2 separate regions of the Homo sapiens genome follow, and region 1 is linked to region 2. Evidence: chromatin loops called from intact Hi-C (ENCODE). Cell type or tissue: endothelial cell of umbilical vein. All regions are shown on one strand. Each heading gives the region's core, and the rest is flanking DNA. Links, peaks and the distances in the headings are about the cores only.

Evidence for each region. Peaks named below come from ENCODE experiments on the same cell type or tissue, not always from the same donor. Only the 100,000 strongest peaks of a DNase experiment are listed, where the experiment ranks them.
Region 1: it touches region 2 in a loop (9-fold over the local background); 1 of 110 quality-filtered maps calls a loop at or near these places.

The regions. Positions count from the first base shown.
Region 1 is chr5:163,863,584-163,871,903 of GRCh38, forward strand. No RefSeq gene overlaps it. Among named protein-coding and RNA genes, the nearest start is that of MAT2B, 360 kb to the left of the region's middle. In endothelial cell of umbilical vein, for the core only: no CTCF peak of the experiment used is centred there; DNase peaks (open chromatin) are centred at 3,918 and 4,348; H3K27ac peaks cover 4,683 bases.
Region 2 is chr5:163,701,597-163,709,916 of GRCh38, forward strand. LOC102724458 (a long non-coding RNA gene) reads left to right here and starts at 7,570. Exons shown (of 6, transcript XR_941167.3): 1 at 7,570-7,645. In endothelial cell of umbilical vein, for the core only: no CTCF peak of the experiment used is centred there; DNase peaks (open chromatin) are centred at 4,565, 4,985 and 6,805; H3K27ac peaks cover 4,220 bases.

The DNA of each region.
Region 1 (8,320 bases), core at 1,239-6,238, 160 kb after region 2:
CAGAGTTCGAGATGGCTTTAAAACACTTTTGTTTGTAAAAACCCTGGATAAAAATTTCCCCAGTTGTTCTTTCTAATCTCTCTCTGTCTCCTTCCCTCCTTTCTCTCCTCTTTTGTCTTGCATCTATAATGTAAAATGATTATAGGGCAAAAAATTGAGGACAATATGGACCTGTCATTAGTTTGTGGACTAGTTGTAAGGGATTCTCTAATAATTAATGCAGATAATAAATGTTATGGAGAAGAAGAAAATAAATTATAATTTCAAATTGAAGGGGAGATTTTTATTTTTTAGAACCCCATTTGAAATTATTCAAATTAAAAAATTTTTCCTGATTAAACAAATATACTTTTGTTATATTTTAAACTGTCTTCCTTGCCTGAAAGAGAGTAATATATATATATATATTTATAAAATATATATATAATATATAACTTAGTAATCAAACTTTAAATAGACCCCCTATCACAGTGTGTGTTAGCCATAAGTCAAAGCCATATTATTCCAAGGTTAACTATTCATTTCTGCACTTGTGTAGTTTAGCCACGAGCGTTAAATGGTAAAGGTATGATCCTTTTTGAAAAATTACTTTTTTTCAACAAAGTATCTTACATAAGTGATTAAATATCAAATAAGACTAAATGACATAGTTGAAACAGCTGTCCCCTGCTCCTTCCTTCACTGGCCTTCTGCCCCCACATCATTCTCCAGAAAAACTATTTTAAAGTATTCTAGCTGTTTTATCTGAGATTTACCTCCATGTCTTTAAATAACAAGATCACCCTGCATATTTCTTCGTTGAATGACATAGCTATACCAAAGATGGCAATTTGGAAAGTTTTCTATCATGCACATCTATTTGGCCTATTTTTAGAAAATGATAACTAGCTTTCCTTGGGTGATCTGAAAAATTAATTTATACCTCAGCCTTTTTGAATAGAGATGTAATATAGTTTTACCATTGAACAGACAACCAATCTTTTCTAGGTGTCAATTTAATTTATAGAAATTATTTGTGCCAAGTAGAAAATTAATGATGTCAGAAGGGAAATCCTTTACCTTTATTATGTTTGCTCTATGAAAAACAATAGTGACATGCCAGGAGCTCCTGTGTTGCTAAGCAAAGACGCATCTTGAATGTGAATGCTGCTCTCTAGCCAAACTCATATATCCTTACGTGACTGAATCCTATGATGGTATACACCGTGGAAATGAACTCCTATTTTACGTGGCATCAAGGCTGAATCCCTTCATTGGGTCTTGCTCTCCATCCTCAACCCATGAGATTCCACTGATCCCAATGATGGATGTGCTGATTAAGTTTATTTTTCTTACATCCTCTAAATAATGCTTGTTTTATCTTTATGGTTTTTAAAATGTGCTTCCTAAACTGTGTTTCATTGTATGTTAGTTCCATAATGTGTTGGCTAGAATTCCATGGTCAAATATATTTGAGAAATACTGTATCATATTCCTCTCTAGGAGATTCACAATATGCAATAGCATACTGAAGGCTCTGAAAATTCCTACTGTGTTAAAAAAGGAAGCAAAATAAAAAAGTCTTTTACTCAATTTAAACCAGACTTTCCCCAGCTTGTTTGAGACAGAACACTTGTGCTTTGTAGTACACTTATTAACGGCCTGCAAAATAATGATGAGCAGGAAACTGGTTCTGGGAACATTGTTTTATGCTATTCCTTTGTCTGTAATGTTCACTAAATTTTTTTTTCACCACTTTCTTTTAAAATGCCAATCATCCTACAAAAATTGCATTCTGCTTCCATGGAAAGGTGCATTACATTTGAGTAAGTAGGGAAAGGTGAAGGGCATTGTGAGTAGGGGAATAACCAAATACAACCACGTTATTCATCACACGTTGTCAGTATCTTAGCTTCTTTTATCAACTATATTCTAAGATTCTTGAGAGCAAGGATTGTTTTTTTAAAAAATACTGCAAACCAGACTCAGTACAACTTTCCCAATTATCCTGAATACCAGGTGTAATTCCAGCAGTCACACCACAAAAAGACATAATGCCAATTAAAAAACAGATCTAGTGAAGGATTGAGGACAAGGAGTTACTGTATGAAGTTAGAGTTAGAAACATTAGTCTAAAGGGAAAATCGACTTTTTGTCCAAATCTGGTAATATCAGTCACCGCAAGGAGATCTTATGTGTGATTTGAGCAAAGTAAGTAAAGGAAAAAATGAAAGGAAAACACGACAGAATCACTAGCAGATGGGTGAAGCAGAAAACATAAATGAACATAAAGAGATTTTAGATAGATTTAGAAATAGCATAATGCCTCTTAAGAGAAGCTGAGAATACACTCTTATTTTTTGTTTGTTAAAGAAGAGAACAAGTTTCTTCTATGGGCTAAAAGGACTTCCTAGAATGACAATTTTCCAAACATGTTTCAGATGACTATCGTTTATTGGCTGTGCAAACTTATGCAATTACTTAACTTCTCTGTGCTACAGTTTCTTTGTCTGTAGAAAGGAGAATTATAATCGTGCTGATGTCATGGAATATTATAAAGATTAAGCAGCTCCTGTCTCTTAGAAGGGCATAGTAGAAATTTTTACTATGATTTCTTCTCTATTCCCCATGGTGACTGATAATGGTAGTATTAGTGACTATCATTTGGTGAGTTGTTAACATAAATTTTATTACACACTTACGTTATCTATTTAGTTTTCACAACATGGTTAAGTAAGTATTATCATCTCCATTTTACAGATATAGAAAGAGAAGCTTAGTTAGGTTAAGAAATTTCTCCAAGTTCAGGCAGCTAGTGAATCAAGGTTTGACTCCAGAGTTTAATTCTGAAACCTCTGATTAGTAATCAGGACATGCTCTTCTTTGATTTGCAGCTTCTCATCAGTGGGCTGGGAATGAGTTCCAGGGGTGCTGGGCGTGTTTCAGTTTGCTTCTTTTAGTCCTAGGAGGGAATTGTACTTCAACGCATGACTGTTACAGTGTGAGACACTTTGAAAGGAGAATGGCTGGTCCTCAAAAAAGGCTAGTGAACTGAAGAAAAACACAAATTTGTTTGAAAGATTTTGATTGGAAAGACTTCTGCATTCCCTTCTCCTGATAGTACCCACCATTTACTCCAGACTTCAACCCTGCAAAGCAGCCCGTGCACTTTTATGTCTTGACAGATGTTTTTCCTCCAACACAAATGCCCCTCTATGTTAGATTATTTTCTACCTGTCTGGAACCTACTCCTGCTCATGAGGCAGAGTGGGATTTGTGAAATAAGTATTTCACTTAACAGTGACTCTGTTAGACCTAAAGGGTCCCTCCCAAGTTCATTTATGCTCCCACACATAGTTTGCATACCTGGATTGTGATTCTTACCACTTTGGCTAAAACTGTCCCTGTGATGGTAAGGTGTGCTACAATGCAGACTTTTGAGAGCGCAGGAAGGACCTTCACCTGATTAGTTTTGCCTCCATTGCCTAACATATGGTGTAACATCGTAATCACTCAGTCAGTGTCTTGCATTAATGCAACAAAATCTTTAACTTATTCAAATTGTTGTCCTTAGTGTCAAATCATTCCCTTGGGTTGTGAAGATGGAACATGGGTTTGGACTTCACCTACACTACTTTGGTTGGCAACTTCTCTTTTGATGATGGCATTGTGTTTTTGACAGGAGAAAACTGTGAAAAACTTTTTTAAAGCATGAGAGCTAGGAATTAATCAATCTTGTGTATCTAGATCTAGATCTAAATTTTGCTTGAGACAATTTTTAAAAAATTGATAACTTGATTTTGTTAATGTTGCTCATATATAGCAAAAAAAAAAAGAAGAGTACAAATGCAAGTGATCTGCGAATGATTTGACAATTTTTCAGCATTATAGAGATTGTGTTATTGAAATTCTTCACATTCCAATGGTATCTTACTCAGGCATGGTAAGAAAAACTTTCCTAGACGTTAGCTGCAGCAGGTCTGATTAGGGGAGAATGATTTTTTTACATATTCCAAGACATCTTAAAATATACAAGGTTATTTATCCAGGAAATTATTGTCTGTGAGTGTGATTCTATTTAATGATTTTTATTTATGATCACTTGACCTTATATGAAAGAGAAGACTATTCCAGGGATACCAAGGTGTCCTGAAAGTGATTTAAAGATTTTTGAACTAAAAAAGGTTTTCATTCCAGTAAAAGAATTGTAATCTTGAACTGTCCTGTGGCCTGGTGATATATTTTATCTGTGTCTTTGTTATCATTAGCCTTCCTTAAAATGTTTTTCTAAATTGTTATAACTCCTGTAATTTTAATATTCTTATCAGAGTCAGTGGTGCCACGCAAAAAGTAGCCAAACAAAAGGCTAGACTTGCAGCGTCACCATTCGGATGTCTCACTGTGTTTACAGGAAGCTTAAAAAAATACAGGTTCTGAGATCTGGCAGATTCAAGGGTAGTTTCTTTCCTCTTTATTTTTTCCTCTACTAATTTAACTTGCCCATGAATTATGGCTATTTATTAATTGAGTAAATTTCCCATTATTGGTATATTAGTCATTTAGTCATTTTAATGAAATTTATTCGTCGTATGAGACACTTTGATCAGAATTCCTGTCACCATGGTAACCAGTTATTGGTATTAATAGTGCCAGAATCATAGATTTTATACCCAGAATTGGCCCCTTAATATTACACTATTTTAGGCTTTGAAGTACACTCAGGCCAATGCTTTCTATGTGCGTGTTTCACAGAAACCACAAAAGGTATTACAAATGAATTTATTAAATTGATCATTGATCCTTAGCATTTGCGATAGAGAGGGCATACCATCCCAGACTTCTCAAAGTGTGGTCTGTGGACCTCTGCTTATGAATCCATCCATGAAGTTCTGTTTAAAAGGCAAACTTGGGGACCATAAAGCTGACCTACTGAATTAGATCCTCCAGGAGTCCTAGAAACCGCACATGGTACAAGCAAACCAAGTATAGTCTGCTCACTGTGGGAGATTAAAAAATAATAGTATCTTCACTTATGGAGGTCAACAGATTATCATTAAATCTATTAGTGACTAAATAGATGATTATTTAATGCTTTATTCAAATCCCAATGGTTTCTTAATCATCCACAGAATAGAGACTTTCCTGGACTTTTATTTTGTATTGTGGTTGAAAAACACATATATGACATCTGCCCTCTTAACAATGTTTTAAGTGTATAGTACAGTATTGTTAACTATAAGCACAATGCTGTATGGTAGATTTCAGGAACTTTTTTATTTTGCATGACCAAAACTATACCTATTGAACAGCAACTTTCCATTTGCCCTTCTAGACTTTCTTTGATTTGGTGGAGCATTTCTAATTGAAAAAGAGGAATTCTAGTCATTCAATAGGCACAATGTCACAAATTCAAATTGTCCTTTCAATTCAATGGTCTTAGGCATAAATAAGCATGTTTGTACTTTCCTTGGATTTATTGCTTTTTAACCAATATTATCCAATTGAAAGTTGTGTTTTATGTGGAATAAATCAGAATAAATGACAGAATGTAAAATTTAGTCTAGGAATTAGAAGAGAAACACGTGAGTTTTAAGTTTTTTTTTTCTATTACATAGCAGACTAGACAAGTGATAGAGAAAAAGTTTAACACATAATAGCATCTGATATTTACATATAGCTTCATCTTTTACTGAGGTCATATTTTCATTGCTTCTTTACACTGAGTAGATGAATGGTTATAATCCCTTTGAGGACAATGTCTATGGTTCATATCAGCTTCACATAATTCACTTCATTTCTGTTCAGCCTTTTACAAATGTTACAAATGACACAGCAGCAAACAAATATGGAATGATGATTTGTTAAACATATTCAAGGTACTGCTAGTAAATGAGTAGGTAAAAATAATCTTTACACTGAAGAAACAACAACATTGAAAGAGAGATGATGCTTGCTGAGTTATTTCATTTCTTAGGGTAAAATTAGGATCAAGACTCAAGTTTTTCTGAAACCAAAACAAATCTACACTTAGGGGTTGTGTCTTTTGGAAGGAGATGGAGATAGAGACGTAGAGAGAGAGGAAGAGAAAGAGCGGGAGGAAAAGAGAGACGGCATCCATGAAACAGTGCTTCCTGGGACTGAAGTTCAGATACTTTAAAAGGGACATATTGACCTTTCCCTCCTTTTTTCATGCAAATGAGAGCAGGGGGGCAATGAATGAATTATAAATCCAACAAGTATACAGTACGAACATAGATTTTATGAACCTTTTGAAATTGGAGACTTGGGGGGTCATTGCTTTGTCACTTTTCAGTCACGTAGAATAATCTGCTCTTTTCATTTTAATTTCTTTGGAATCCTCGGCTTTAGAGAAATGTGTGGAGGATTTTGCTAAATTATAAGGGCAGCTCATTTTAAAGGTTAAAGGATGCAATGCAATTAGCCTCTAAATTCAGACCTGATTATTGAAGTCAGATTATCCTTTGGTTTAGAACAATGTAACCAGACATTTTAATGCACAAATGTGTCCACTAGTGGACAATTAGAGTTGTCAGTTTAAGTAGTCAATTGAAGAGACAGGTTAAACTGAAATTGGTAGTGTCTCTGTGACTTTGTGCATAGAAACATTTCTCTGGAAATAAAATCGTGAGGTTTGAATTGGTGAGGGAAGTAGCAGAGTCTAATCATGGCTAAAGTACCAATGTCTACACTCTTTTCATATATATCACAAACAACTGACCCATGAAAGGACAGATACTGGATGGATAGTCTAAAAAGGCAGCAGTAATTGGTACTCAGGTAACCAAGAGGATCAAGCAATTTTTGTAGCCTATAATATGTTTTTGAAATAGAGTTCTGATTGGGGAGAAAGAAGGATAAAAGAAAACACTGTTTTCTTCACCTTTACCTCTCTCTCATTTTATGTGCAGGTACATGAAATTTGCAAGAATTCTGTTTCTCACATGAGCATGCAAATAGCATCTTCTTATCTGATGGCTAATTAGTCATTTTTAATGATCTTTATTCACTCTGACACACTTTTTCCAAAGTGCCTGCCACTATGGCAACCAGTTATTTAGAAAGCACATTAGGCTAAAAACAAACATTTGTATGGGGGAGAAACTGCTTTTTCCATTTAAATTTGTATTTAATTGAGTGAGTGATAATGCGAGGTGAAATGAAAGATAATTAACCCATGCTATCAAGAGTTTCTCAGAGTAAAAACCTGAGCGAAGCATTCCTAGTCCAATCTCAGCCTGCAAATAGCAGCTAGGGACATGTGAATTCCAAGACAAGCAAGAGAACAAAGGCAGGGACTTTAAATGGGTGTGGCCAGCTAATTTTGGGAAGAAAAGAACATCAACACTTCCGTCTAGATTCAGTGCTGAACACTGGCTGTAATATCTTCTCTTCTTCTTAAGTCAGAATTATTCTTAGTAATTAGATGTCATGATATCATTTAATTTTACACTTTGGCTTGTCTGTAAGGAATTTTGTATGTTTTGAAGAAAGGCAAATGTAAAAATGGTTATAAAGGAACAATTGTTAAAAATGAGTAGATTCATTAATTATACTATAAATAGTTGCCACACTAATGCATGAATTTAGTCTCCTTTCCCTTTTCATAAAATATTTTACTTTGCTCCTTTGCAACCTTTTTCTGTAACAATTCCTTGCAGAGTATTTCTATTACCACATATAAAGTTAAGTCCAAAAGAATATTAATGAAGTTAAACTAGATAAAAGCAACTGCTAGCCAGTAACTAATTAAGACTTTGCCTTAATTGAAATGTATAGTATATAGTATCATTTCATTGCTAAACTTGTGAATATGGATTGGGTGACATTTTCACTTATTTCTGTCCTTTACTTTCCCTCCTACATGAGAGCCTAGTAAATGTTTATGTAAATTGCAAGATATTATTTACTTCAGTTCTTATTTGAAATTAATTTATAGACTAACAACTCAATATGATGAAATGAATGCTATTTTTTTCCATAAATTATTTACTTACCTATAAGGAGATCAGAAATCTATCAGAGGAGAAAATTGACTACCCTTAACCATTTCTCATGACTTAGTCTGTACATGTTAGGTATCATTTTGTCAAAAGATGAAGTTTCATGAAATGAGAAAATAGATACATGAAGCCATGGGCTACCAGTTTGTACACTGAGGTGCTCCGATGAAATGATATTGTTATGAAACTCTAACCATCTAGACAAGAAAGATAAATTTTGAGTGGTTGACTATTATACTTCACTGAAATTGAGTCAGATGGACTTTTCTTTGTTGTTGTTGTTGTTTTCAATTTTGTTGCTAGAGTCTCACATCAAATGT
Region 2 (8,320 bases), core at 2,121-7,120:
GTCTGCGCTCTCTCCTGCTTCCCGTTCATTCATGGAAACTTGAAGCTTCTGTCAATGTATGCCTGACAAGTCTAGGCAGAAGTGATCTCTCCACTGCATTCGTGACTCTGTTTGACATTCATTTGGCACTCAATTACGTATTGCCTTTTGATACCAATAAATTAGCTAAATAAGAACCATTTAATGTTGAATAAGTAGTGTATTGTTTTCAGACACAACTGTATTGTAAAGGTTCCATAAAAATAGACATCGCTTAAAATAATCATATGAATGAAATAACTAATTTTCATTAAAAAACCGGTGTATCAATTTCATCTATTCCTCATATGAATTTGTGTTAACATAGCTGGAAAATGTAGTCCAAAAGGAAAAATAAAAATCAACATAATTCCAGAGTCCAAAGATAACTATTCTTAAATTTTAAATAGATTGAGGACAGAGACTATTTTTTATAAACCTGAAATGTGTAACAAGGTTCTAGTCACGTAAGGAACACTCAGGGTACATTAAAAAATTTTATTTCAATAGTTTTGGGGTGCAGTTGTTTTTTTTGTTACATGGAAGAATTATATAGTGGTGAATTCTGAGATTCTAGTGCACCTATAACTCCAGTAGTGTACATTGTACCTAATGTGTAGTTTTTTTTAAAAATCTCTACCCTCCCCTTTCCTTCACCCTTCTGAGTCTCTAAAGTCCATTTTACCACTCTATGCCTTTGTATCCTCATAGGTTAACTCCAACTTATAGGTGAGAACACATGGTTTTTGGTTTTCCATTCTTGAGTTACTTCACTTAGTATAATAGCCTCCAACTCCATCTAAGTTGCTGCAAAAGACATTATTTTGTTCTCAAGATACATACATTGAATAATCCAGCATGTTCCACAAAACATAGTTGATTAAACATAATTGATTAAGCTTACAAGAGAGCTGAATCATATTTTCTTGACTTGACTGTTGACTTTCGCTCCTTCTTTTCTTTTTACACAGCTGACTGTCCAATATGACTTCTGTCCAATATGACTTCTGCCCAATGATGTCAGAGACTGTTGTTATGTAGAACTTCTACTCATAGGAAAAATCACACTTCCCTTGGCCAACACTTTACTTTTTGTTTTAAGAAACCAGAAAGGCTATGTTCTAATGTTTTCTTAAGTAAAACTTCCAGGCCCTAACAAGTTGCATTTTTAGAAAAATCTTACTCAACTTAACTCCCCGTGGTTCTGTAATGTCATCTATAGAAAAATATCTTGAAATAGCTGTGTCTCTTTGTGTCTGAAAGATTGCTCTTTCCTTGGTCCATGAAGATTTATAATTATGTTGATTTAAAAAAACCCTCCAGCTTTGACCATATTTCCCTCTCCCGTTGAATTCTTGATCTTTTATGATGAAAAGATACATGCTTTTTTCTGGATCCTTCTCTTTCTTTTTTTCTCACCCTTTCATCAAAACGGGATGTTTTGCCAATAGCTTTACTGGTAGTACTATAAAAAGTCATGGCTGAGAGCCTAAGATTTTGGAGTTTCAAGTCCTTACTTCATCACTGTTTAGCACTGTGATCCTGGGCGAGTTACTTAACTGCCTCAGTTTTCACATATGGACAATTGCAACAATAATATTAACTACCTCACAGAAATATTCTGATGTTTATAAAAGACATTATATGATAAGAGGCTTAGCATACTGCCTGATTGGTGCCTCAACATAAGAAGAGCTGTCTTTCCCCCAAAATATCATCCTCCAGAAGATGGGGTGGCTTTTACTACAAAGTTATTATGGAATCTCTCATAAGAGATGTGCTGTACAATAGCACATAAAACCACAGAAACCCTAATGACCTCAGTGAATGCGAGTTTTCCATACCTAAAGCGATCATCTGCCATGATAGGTTTAGAAAAGAAGCCTCCCAAATTAAGAAATAATTAGTAAATGTTCCTGGAGATTTCACATTATGACTTCAAGTATTGCATGTCACTGTGAACAAAATCTTTAAAGAGTCTTTAAAAAGGAAAATTCTGTGTGTTTGGGTTGTGGAGATTAGGTATCTACTTCTATAGGATGAAGAGAAAATGCCTCAATGTAATGCTGATGAGTACTTGAGGCAGGAGGTGATATTGCTACCAGTCGCATCATGCACAATTTCAAACAACTTAGATGGAAGAGAATATAATGAGTGCTAGAAGACTGTTAGACATCTCAAAATATGCATCCAGAGATGATAATGACATGATGATGAAGACGCATGTGAAGAATTCCAAGAAAGTTATTCCAAGTATTGTGAGGATAGTAAGGAGTAATATATCTAAACTATGTCTAAATTAATGTACTTCATACAATATGTGATTTTAAATACACTTGCATATAGAAATGTACAAAAAATAAACCTTAGAGGAAAATATTTAACTTTTTGTCTCTAAGTTGAAGTTAATATACTGAAGTTGGCTAAAAAACATTTCGGGAATCTTCATATTGAGAAAATGGAGGACTCATATTCTGGGCCACCGTCTGTTCTAGCATATATGGTAAAGAGTACTAAAAGATTAGCCCCAATCATAGCAGCAACATTTCAAAAAAGATCAAGTCTCTTTAAAAAGTAATCAGTCTGATATTTTGAACTGGAATATGCATATCTTTTGTCATGGGGATTCCTTTTTTTTAAAAATTCAACATTATCTCATTCTATTGATCTTTGAAGCTATCAAATTATGCTTCCTCGATTACCATTTTTCTCCTATTTCAGCCCACCACCTTTGCACACATTCCCTAACCACACACATATTTTTTCATGCTATAAAAATAAATCACTCTATAACTTTTATGTTGGTATATTTCATGGTAGAGTATTATTCATAACATTCCTGTTTAGTGTATTCTATGTGCCAGTCACTGTTTTAAGAACCTTATGATCATCCTGTTTAATCCTCACAACCACTTTCTCGGATGGACACTACTCTTATCCCATTTGAAACAAGAATAACTGAGGCACAAAGAAGTAAAGCAATTTTCTCTAGGTCACATAGCCTATAAGCAGTACAGCCGGTGTTTGAATTTAGAGTCTGACTTCAAAATCTCAGGCCTTAACCACAATCCTATACCCCTCCACTGGCTAGGCAGTCTTGTTTATGTTTATTTAATAAGAAGACAACTTTTTAATTACAAAAATTGCACATGTTAAATGTTAAAAAGCCATAGTAAAATTGCTAAATTTTTAAAACCTCAAACAATGGTAAAACACAAGTTGAGAATGAAAACCCCTCCTCCACTTACCAATTTTCATAGAGATGACTATTATTAAAAGTTTGTGTTTAGCCAGGGGTGATGGTATACATCTACAGTCCCAGCTACTCAGGAGGCTCAGGAAGATCACTTGAGCTCAGGAGTTTGAAACCAGCCTGGGCAACATAGAGAGATCCTGTCTTAAGTTTAAAAAAGTTTGTTGAATATTATTTCTAATTATGTAGATATAGATATAAAATATATATTAATAACATCACAGTGAACATATTCTGTAACTCATGACTGATTCATTTATATGTCATGCATGTCTTTCCATGAAAGGATGTGTGGTTCTGCCTTAATTTATTGGTTCCATAGTATGGATGTAGCATCATTTCTGTAGTCATTCCACAATTCATGGCCATTTAGATTACATTCATGGGAATATAGGAAACTATATGAAAATGAATATCCTAGACTTTATCATGTCTGTGAATGTCAATTCCATTTTTCTCAAGTTCAGGCTTAATCTTGATATTGCTCTTGATGCCCTCTTTTTCTCTAATACCCACATAAAATCCATCAGCATATTCCACTGATTCTATTTTTAAATATATGCAGACATTGGTCATTTTGGTCATTTCTAATCACCTCTTCTCACTGTCATCCAATCCATTACCCCTCATCTGAACTATTGTCATTACCTTGTAACTTGTTTTTCTACTTGCCAATAGCAGCCAAGAATGATCTTTTTAAAACTCAATCAGATAAAAATCGCTCTACTCAAAGACTCTCCATCTAAGTCACTAACAGTCAAAGTGTATGCCATGGTCTTTAAGACCCTCCCTGAGCCAGCATCCTACTACTTTTCCCAACCTTGACTTCTACCGCATTCCCGTGTATTCACATTACACCAGCCACATTAAAATATCTGCTATTTCTTAAATATCATAAGCACAATTTCTCCTTAAGATCTTTGCATTTGTTGTTCCCACTGCCTACAATCCTTTGAACCATTCTTCCCCCATATTTGCTTGACTGACTTCTTCATTTCTCTTTTAGGTCTCTGTTCAAATGCTATCACATCTTATTTGTTGAATGAGTGTTGAGTGAATGAAATATTTACGCAATTGAATAAATATTTCTGGAGAATAAGTTTCTAAAAGTGAAACTGCTTACTTGTTTTTCTTTTCAAACCCTTCGTTATTCCAGTCCTCCATCTTATATCCTTGCCTATTTTATTTTAGTATTCTCATGCCCCTCTTCAAAATGCTTCTGTGTTCCTGTCTGCTGTTTCTACTGTGGAAGGCTGGCTGGCTCTTTGTCTCTCCTGGGAGCTCTGGAAGAGAAGGAGACACTAGGCAGCTGGTCTGAGTCTCGTGGGCCACTTTGCAAGGCTGTGATTTCAAGAGTGACCTTGGGGTGTGACTGAGTTGTCATTAAACAATTTAATAGATGAAATAATCCCCTCTTCGTACTTCAGCCACACTTATTTCTTTCCAAATATCTGGCACCATGTTGTAAACACTCAACACTGTAAAGAAAAGATGTTTTTTTAAAAAAATCTGTCTTATCATATTGGTTTAAAATAAAGAGGATGTATATTGAAATTAGAACAAATCAGAGAAATCCTGGGGTTTTAGTCATGAAATAAAACTTTTGTCCATATGTATCTTTAAAATATTGTGGCATTTTTGTTCACCCTTACCACATTCCATTTGAGAAAATCATATGATTACTGTTAATGACAAAGCAATTTATGATTTCCTGGATAACTAGGATAAGAATGAGTAATTAGGATAAAAAAAGATGGAATTTTTGAGCTAGGAGAACTCATTTGTTTATTCCCCTAATTTTCTACAAAAAAGGAAACAGATTACTGTAGAGGTTGGGTGACTCGTTCAAGGTCACACAGCTAGTTAATGGTACAGGTCGGTCCTCTGACTCCAAAAATAGTGCTCAGTAGCATCCATGGAACAGTGTCTGTGAACCAAATCTTTTGCTAAGTGAAGTTCTACCTGATAGATAATTCCTGTTCCTTCCAATTGTCCTGATACCCTGCAGTTTAGTTAGATTACGTGATTTGGCCTCATATTTCTTCTGGAGCTAGCTGGATAAGGATCACCCTATTAGGGGGCTTAATTTTGTGCTAATGATCCTTCTTTCTGTCTGAAGTCTTCAGGTTACAGTTTTTTCAAAGAAACTCTGTGCTGCTTGTCCTTTTTTGCTTGCTGCATGACGTGCACATCAGTGCCTCCTGCAGCCTTCCACTTGTTAATTGTCTCTCCTTCCTAATGAAGCCTGTATCAGCTCCAGTGCTAATTGAACTTCGTCCTTCATTCAGACTGTGTTATTAAACAAATAGTCACAGTGTTTGGTCTCACTTTAATAGGAGCATTGATGTTTGCTTAACATCAAAAACTTATTAGTAATCCATTGAAAAGGCAATTAATGGAGGACATGTAGGTAAGGAAATTGAACTAGTCTGCACCACAGGACAAAGAATGGCAAAGACGTTCTGGTTTTCTAAGGTTTAACTGTCTGTATCCTGGTAGTTGCAAATTGATTGTTAGATTCTTGACTCTTACCCAAATCAATGAATTTATCATTTATGTAAAGTAGCACCTATGTGTCTAATATCAAAGCGAAGGACAAGCTGGCTTATCCGTCTCTGAAGTTTTCAATCATTCTCCCTCTCTCTTTATGACATTTTCCCCAAGCTTTTTAGCAGGACTTGTCTTTGTGGTTACAGAAAACATGAACAGGTGAAAAGAAGGTAATGCATCACTTGCAGTCTTCCCACCTATAGCTAACCACTGATAAGCTTTGGTGTGTATTCTTTGTTCTTTGGTGCTGCATTCTAACACACACATAGAGAGGCACAAAATTGGATTAGATAGCATATTGACCTGTTGTTTATTTTTTAATTGGTCATATATTCTAAGCATCTGTCCTGGACAATAAATAGAGACCTATGTCATCATAGTCAATGGCTTTGATATAATCTCTTGGTTAGATAGGCTGTAATTCATTTCATCATGTTGTTAGAGGTTTAGAAACAAGTGTTTCTTACTTAATTGTTTACAGAGCCTTAAGTTAACTTCATTATTTGCATGAGTAATAGTAATACTAGAAAATAGTAATACTAGAAAAAGAAAATTGCTAGACTACTCTGTTATAAAATAATTCTCCTCTGTTTTGTGAGAACATGCAATGTTTGGTACTATCAGGGTACAAGTTTATAGGCTACGTAACAACTTTTCTGAGTATCAAATTTTCCTTACTTGCAATTTCACCAAAAAATTATTGAGAAATAACAGGTTGATCAAGAACTATTTTTAAGATAATGGCTTAAGGTGTGGATTTTTCTCTACCTGTATACTCATGAGGATAAATGATACCTGGGTACAAAGGAGAAACAAACTCAAAATATGAATCTAATGGCATCTGGCAGTGGAGTAAAGCAGAGCAGATCAAATTCTCTTTACAATCCACATTACATAGATATGAAAGGAGAAGAAACAATAACGGGTCACTCCATTTGTTCCACGGACCTGGGATATAATGTGAAACTTCCATCTGTGTTAATGAGTCATGCATGGCTGGCTCCCCAGGCAATATTTAGTAAATGAATAGTGTTATTGCCTGGCAGGGACCCTTTTAGAAAGTGCTGTTGTTGCGCGAACCTAAATATATATATATATATACATATATATATATATGTATATATTCCGGTTTAGCTAGGATTATGATGCATAAAATGTTGGTAATAGGTTTAAAAGATTAACATAGACCAGCTTTCCATGAGATTGTTCTTTATATAAAAAAGTTAAATGCTCTTTCTAATGTCATCATGAAAGTCAGGCTGGAGGATTATCGATTTTTTGGAGGCTTTTACTAGATAGCTTGATAATTGACTCTCTCAAGTTTTAACACTTGGTCCTGGGTTTGCTGTTTACCTTGCTGAAGCAATTTGGTGTAATTAATTTTTATAGCTGTGTTTGCTTTTAGGGTTTATACTTTGGTGGAAAGCTATCTCCAGTCAAAACCTCATAGAATTACTTTTTTCTTTGAATTAAAACATACAATTGTTTAAAATAAGAGTCTCATCTATAAAATTAAATAGAGAGTAAAATGTAAAATCTTTTAACATCTTTGCAACTACATCAGATAGACATGTCTGTGGATAAGGACTGAAAAGAAACAAAACTGGACGCAGTTAATGTGTTAGGTATTAGAATTGATCCATATTTTTAGTAAAGAATAAGTAAAAATAAGGGAAAAAGAGGCATGAGGTGAGTTGTCGTTGTTGTTGTTTGGCTGGTAACGTCAGTTTTGTCAGTTTGATTCGGTTGGGGCCGCAACTATAGCTTGGCTGCGGGCAGGGCCAGCCTCACAGGTTGCTGAGTTCCAGTAGGGTCTGGTCCCAGGTCTGATGAATCTCCACGTTTCCTCCTTGGCACTGGCCAACGTCTCTTCTAGGTCATCGGTGGTTTTCTCCAACTTTGCCACAGACCTTTCGACAAACTCTGCTCTGGTCTCAGCCTCCTTCAGTTTCTCCTCCAGCAGTTTCATCTCCTTTTCATATTTCTCTTCTTTGGTGGAATACTCCTCCTCTGAGGCCATCAGGGACTTGACGGTCTGGTCCATGGTTTGAAGTTTCTCCTCCAACTGTCTGGCTTGGCTCTCGGCCACCTTAGCTCAAAATTTTGTTAAAATTTTTTTCTTAAATATTTTTAAATTGATTTTTAATGTGATACAAGATGATTGCACAAAGTTAGAAATACAAAGTAAAAAGAGGAAAACAAGGAAAATTGATAATTCCTCCATTCAGATTCATCATGGTGTTAAATTGTTTTATTTCATTCATTCCAGTCTTTTTTTTTCCTTCAGTATGGGTACATGTTTATATATATTTTTGCTAGTATAATAGAATAATGTGATAAACCTTTGTGTATACACATTTTGTGTACAGTTCTGACTATTTCTTTAGGATCAACTTAAACCCTAAGTTTTAATACTCTGAAGGCTTAGAGTTACCTTGGGGCTTTGGGCTGGAGAGAGGGATTGGTGGTACTGAAGCTGTTGATTACAGGAGAAAAAGA